Linked DNA regions of Mus musculus: region 2 is linked to region 1. The links are chromatin contacts, found by POLR2A ChIA-PET in ENCODE. All regions are on one chromosome and are shown on one strand. Each heading gives the region's core, a stretch centred on a gene start or an enhancer-like site at or near the end of the contact. The rest is flanking DNA. Distances are from core to core; before and after follow the strand shown.

Region 1 (2,700 bases), core at 45-2,544:
CAGCCCCTAACTTGCTGAAATTAAAGGCATGCACCACCACACCCAGCTGAAATGTATGCCCTTGACCACTGAGCCATCTCTCCAGCCCTCATCCTTTCTTTCTAAGACACACATTGAAGGGTTTACAGACAGAGAACTATGGTTGATGGTTGAAGTGTGAACTTTAACTCTTTTATCTGTGGTATTAATTTTCCTTCTTTTTGAGACTATGTAGCCCTGTCTGGCCTGGAACTCTCTATGTAGACCAGGCTGGGCTTAAACTAATACGGATCAGTCTGTTACAGCGTCTCAAGTGCTGGGATTAAAGGCAGGTGCTACCATGGCCAGCTATTTCATTTTTCTGTTAGTGGATGGAACCTGGGGCTTCAGTAATGCTAAGCAGGGGCTCTACCCCTGAGCCCCGCCCCCAGCCCCTCCCTGGGGTTATCCTAGGTAGGTGCTCTACCTCTAAGCCAGGACCCAACCTAAGAGGTGGATTCGTTCCAGTCTGCCATGATTTAGGTCCTATTTCAACACTGAAACTGTCCATCTAGCTACGTAAAACTTGCTCTTTCTCGAACAACCCACTCTTTACTTTGTATACGGTCCACTTCTGAGGAATTTGGCTCTTCTCACACAGACTCTCTTCACTGCAAGAGTTCCTCTGGGCTGGCCTACTGTTGGCATCAATGCACAACTACCTTTTTGTTCTGATGAACTAAAAAACACCCTGCCTCCTTTAAAGATGGGGAAACTGAGGTCCAGAGGTTAACGTACCACCACGCTGAGTGAGACCTTAAGGATTTTTTTGAGACAGAGTCTCACTGTGTAGCTCCGCTTGTCCTCCCGCTCAGTTTGCCTAGTGTCAGGTGTCAGGTGGTACCCCTGAAGCTCTCTGGTCATTTGCATCATTCCCCTTCCTCGCCTCTTTGAACACAGTCCCTAAGTCAACCCTTGCGAAAAGCCTTCCAGATCCCAGCCCCGCCCCCTTACGTTCCTAAGTGTCTCAGTCTCCTTATATGGAATATTTACATAAGCAATGCAGGGTTGAAACAGAAACTGGAACACACATAAATGCGTAGGGCTGAAGGGCCTGTGAGTGAAATCTATTTCCAAGGCTCAAGTCAGCTGTAGATGGTCTTGATGGGGAAGACCAGGTTCCTAAGACTTCTCTGCCCGCCCGCTCCCCAGTCTTTGCGCGTCACTGTTGCCTGAGAACCCGGAGACCAGGATTGTGGGCACCGCCCCCAACCTCCCCCCCACCCCCCGCGCTCCGGGCCCCGCCTTCCTGCGCCCGCCGCTACGCCGGCCCCTTTTGTTCGCTCTCTGGCCGCTGAGCTCTCCTGGCGCTCGGCTTCTCTCGGCTGGGCTCGGCTCACCTTGGCAGGGCTCCACCGGGCTCCGCTCTGCTCGGTTTCTCTCGCCTCCGCCCCGTTTGGCTCGGATCTTCCCGGCTCGGCCCCGCTCGGCTCGACTCAGCTCGGCTCCGCCTCGGGGCGCGCAGGCAGCGGCCGGGCTTACTGGATCGGCCCCTCCCTCTATCCCCTTCTGGACGTAGATCCTGTGCGAGGCCCGGACTCCGAGCGCGGAGACCCGGTTAGTGTATCGGCGTGAGGAGACCGGCGCAGCATCCTCGTTCCCGGGACGCGCGGACCAAGAGGAGGCGAGGGGTGTCGGGTCCTGGTCGCTGCTGGAGCTCCAAGGTAGGCGCCGCTCTGGGGACGCGCGCGATGGGGGCGCGCGGGCAACAAAGGACGCAGAGTCGCGGGGGGCGGCGGCACCCTATCCTGGAAAGAAAAGGGGGTGCTATCACCAAGCCATTGTCGTCGCGTGGGCAAGGACAGCGGACAGGGTCGCTGCCGCTGGTGGGCGTGGGCGGGGTGAACCCCAACTTCCTTAACCCAGGTCGCTGCTGGGGTTGGGGGCGCCCCTGGATTGCACGTCCAGATGGTGCAAACATCCATAGCTTGGGATTCGGGTGTTTTTGTTGGCGTCCTCTTTCCAAGAGCGGATCCAGGACAAGCTGCAGAGCTCTTGGGGAAGGCTCACACAGGCTCTGTGGGGGCACAGCCTGGTGGGCGCGGCCATCAGCTCTCATCTTCAGACCTGGCATCTGGGATGAGACACGGAGGCCCCCGCCCCGCCACCTGGGGTCGCCTGGTTGGTGCCCTTAGCAAAACTTGATTGGAGAGCCTGGCTTGGCAGAGGATAGGGTAAGGGGGAGGCCCAGGCAGGGTGGCTTTCCGCAGGGTTGCCCCCCCAAGCTGGCGCTGGTAGCTGGTGAGGCAGCAGTTTTTTTCCCTCCCCCCAGGGAGGGGCAGTGGCGACGCAGGATGCAGGGCTGAGCCTCCAGGGCTAGCCCGCGTGGATCCTCAGGAGGGGCCTGTGTGTTTGTCCTGGACTCACTGGGCTTTGCCACGCGTGCCTTCTCCCGATCCTGGCCAAAGCCTGGAAAGGTCGTTGCAGAGGAACACCTTAGGGGTAGAGGAATCACAATCCAGCCTCTGAGATCCCGCTCCTGTCTTCTGGACTACAAATGGGCAGGGGCCTGGACGGTTGTGGAACTAGGAATTGGCTTTAATCTTGAAGGGTGCCCCGACAGAGGACGCTGGGGATGGGGCTGGCCTAGGGCTGTGCTCTGAGGAGCTAGAGAGCACCACGTGGGGCCACCTTCCCTTTGCTGTGAGCCAGAGGCCTCTCCCCATCAGTTGTAAATGTAAA
Region 2 (2,700 bases), core at 62-2,561, 87 kb before region 1:
ATCCCTGGCTGTCCTCGAACTCACTCTGTAGAGCAGGATGGCCTCAAATTCATAGATCCGCCTGCTTCTGCCTCCAGAATGAGGGGAGTAAAGGCCTTTGCTACCACTTCCTAATTTAGGAGTCACTTCTTAGGAGCTGTCCATCTTGGTTGAATTTTTTTTTTTTTTTTTTTTTTTTTTTTTTTGAGACAGGGTCTATGTACCTGGTCCTCCCGCTAGATGTGTGTGTGTGTGTGTGTGTGTGTGTGTGTGTGAGAGAGAGAGAGAGAGAGAGAGAGAGAGAGAGAGAGAGAAAGAGAGAGAGAGACTCATCTTCTACCATGTGGGTCCTGGGGATCAAACTCAGGTCAAGCTTGGTAACAAACATCCTCACTCACTGAGCCCACCTGCCCACCCTTAAAATTTCTTTTTCAGAGCAGACTCCTGCAAAAATAAAACATATCTAATCTCTTATCAGTTCAACTACAAACAGCCTCATCTTCACCACCCCTCCCCAATACCCAGACAGAGAATACAATTTGTTTTGTCTTTATAAGATTTATTTTGTTTTTTATTTATTTTATTTTATTTTGGAGACCAGTCTCAGTCTTCCTAGAGTAGGGATTACAGATATTTACCACCACGTCGTTTGTAGCAGGTCTCAAAAACAAAGATATTTCACTTCGTCTTGTTCACACACACACACACACACACACCATTCTCACTTACAAGCCTTCTGCCCTTGGTCATCTAGGGACCTCTACCTAGAACAGGTTGTCTTCCTTTTAGCTTTACCCAGGGACCATTTGTCCTGAAGAATTGTGCCCAAGTGGGACCAAGTGGGGCAGACCTAGGGCACTTTAATAAATCTAACGTGATACCAGAGATCCCAACATAGTGGCACACTGTCACCCCAGCCCTTGAGAAAGGGAGAGAGCAAAAAACAAAAAAACAAACCCAAAAAAACAAAAAACAAAACTAGGGGTTCAAGGTCATCCTCAGCTACAGCGCCCCAGCTCCAGGCCAGCCTGGGCTCCACAAAACCCAAACTGAATCTAGTGACAATGAGAAAGCAGCGTGCAGGGTGACAGACAACGCCCGAGGGGTAGGTGACCACGGGGCAGGGCGGGGCAAGGACAGTAAGAGGCAACCACGCGTGAAAGCAGCAAGCTAGCACACAATGGGCCTGGGAGGGCAGAGCGTGCGCGCGGCGCCCCGGGGGCCGGCCGCCGCACCACGTGGGCCGCAGAGCGCGCCGGGGCCAGCAGCGGGCCCCGTCGGCCCAAGGCCGGGCGCGGCGGCGCGCGCATGCGTGCGTGCGACTTGCGATCAGGCAGCGCGGCGGACAGCCCCGGTAGCGGGGCGGGCGGGGGGAGGAGGAGTTATATTGCGGGGTCCTTCCTCGCTGGCCCGCTGGTTCCTCAAGGAGCGGAGACGGCAAATGGCGGACTTCGATACCTACGACGATCGGGCCTACAGCAGCTTCGGCGGCGGTAGAGGGTGAGGCGAGCGGGGCGCGGTCAGGCGGGCCAGCGGCTCGGCCGGGGGGAGTGCCGAAAGGTTCGAAGGGGGAGGCGGCCTTGCCGCGCTCACTCGAGACGGGCGGCGGGAAGCGGCCTGAGCAGGCCCGAGGCGAGGCCTGGAAATGGCGCGCTCCGGGAGCGGCTGGCGACGGTTAGGCTGCGGGTCTCTCGCTTGCTCGCGGCGCACATCCTGCCCTCGGCTCCGCGCCGGCCCCGGACCCGGCACCCTGCGGGGCCTCGGTCGGAAAGTTAGATCACAGCGACACCGGAGGGTTTCCCGGGGATACCAGTGCCCGCCCGCCGCGTCCAGCTTTCTCCCCAGCGCGCTCCGGGCTGGGATGCAGCGCGGAAGCGGGCGGCGGCGGCGGAAGCGGCCTGCCCCTCTCCAGGGTCCCCGCTGCCTGGCGGAGCCCCTGGGTCGCTTCTGCGAGAGGCCCGCCGGCAGCGAGAGGGGCGATTTCCCTTCCGATTCGAGTCTGGATGCTGGGACCGTCGGATCCAGCGAGGGAGACAGGGAGCGGGGACCTGAACCAAAACAAATCCACCGTAGTGGGGAGTGTGCGTGGCTCTTTCTCTCTGCCTCCCTGGCGTTTCGAATGCCTTATTGACAGATACTACGTGTCTGCTGGCGGAGATTGTTGATTTCTTCCCAGTTTCTTCCCTGACCTGGGGAATCGCTTTCGCTTCGTTCTGATTCCGGTCAGATAAAGACAACATACTTTAAAACCAGTCCTCCTCCCACCTCCCTAAATCCTTTACTGATGAATAGATAGCTCCTGGTGCATAATTCCAAAAAACGGGCGCCCGGATAGTTTGTGCCCTTTTAAATAACACGTTACCAGCTGGGGTTGTGGCTCAGTCACAGAGCGATTGTCTAGCATATCTTGGATTCAGTCTCCTGCCAAACAATAGAAATAAACAAGCATCAGCCACTTGCTTTTTTTTCTTTTTTTTTTTTAAGCTTATAGGAGTTTTATGGGACAATTTAATCGTCTTGTTTATTTGTCAAGGACACACTTGGCTTTTATCCTTTTTTACAGCAAAGGTGACTTGCCCGGAGAATATCACAATAGTTGTACTGAGGTGTTGGGTTTCCTAGGTGGCTGCCCCCAAAGTGTCTTTTGTTAGGTGAAGAATGATCACCTTTAAATACCTGGGTTTGAGAGTGAGTCACAGTCTTGTTTGGTTGCAGTAGTGT

The links. ChIA-PET counts read pairs that join two places held with the same protein, here RNA polymerase II (POLR2A).
Region 2: POLR2A ChIA-PET joins it to region 1 with 20 read pairs in Patski. The contact joins the promoter of Eif4h here to the promoter of Clip2 in region 1. POLR2A ChIA-PET finds 5 or more read pairs at or near these places in 2 of 5 experiments (Patski and embryonic stem cell).

What each region holds. Positions count from the first base shown.
Region 1 is chr5:134,551,028-134,553,727 of GRCm38, reverse strand. Clip2 (CAP-GLY domain containing linker protein 2) reads left to right here and starts at 1,294. Exons shown (of 17, transcript NM_009990.3): 1 at 1,294-1,682.
Region 2 is chr5:134,638,020-134,640,719 of GRCm38, reverse strand. It overlaps Eif4h (eukaryotic translation initiation factor 4H), which reads left to right and starts at 1,311. Exons shown (of 7, transcript NM_033561.2): 1 at 1,311-1,479. The coding sequence starts at 1,421.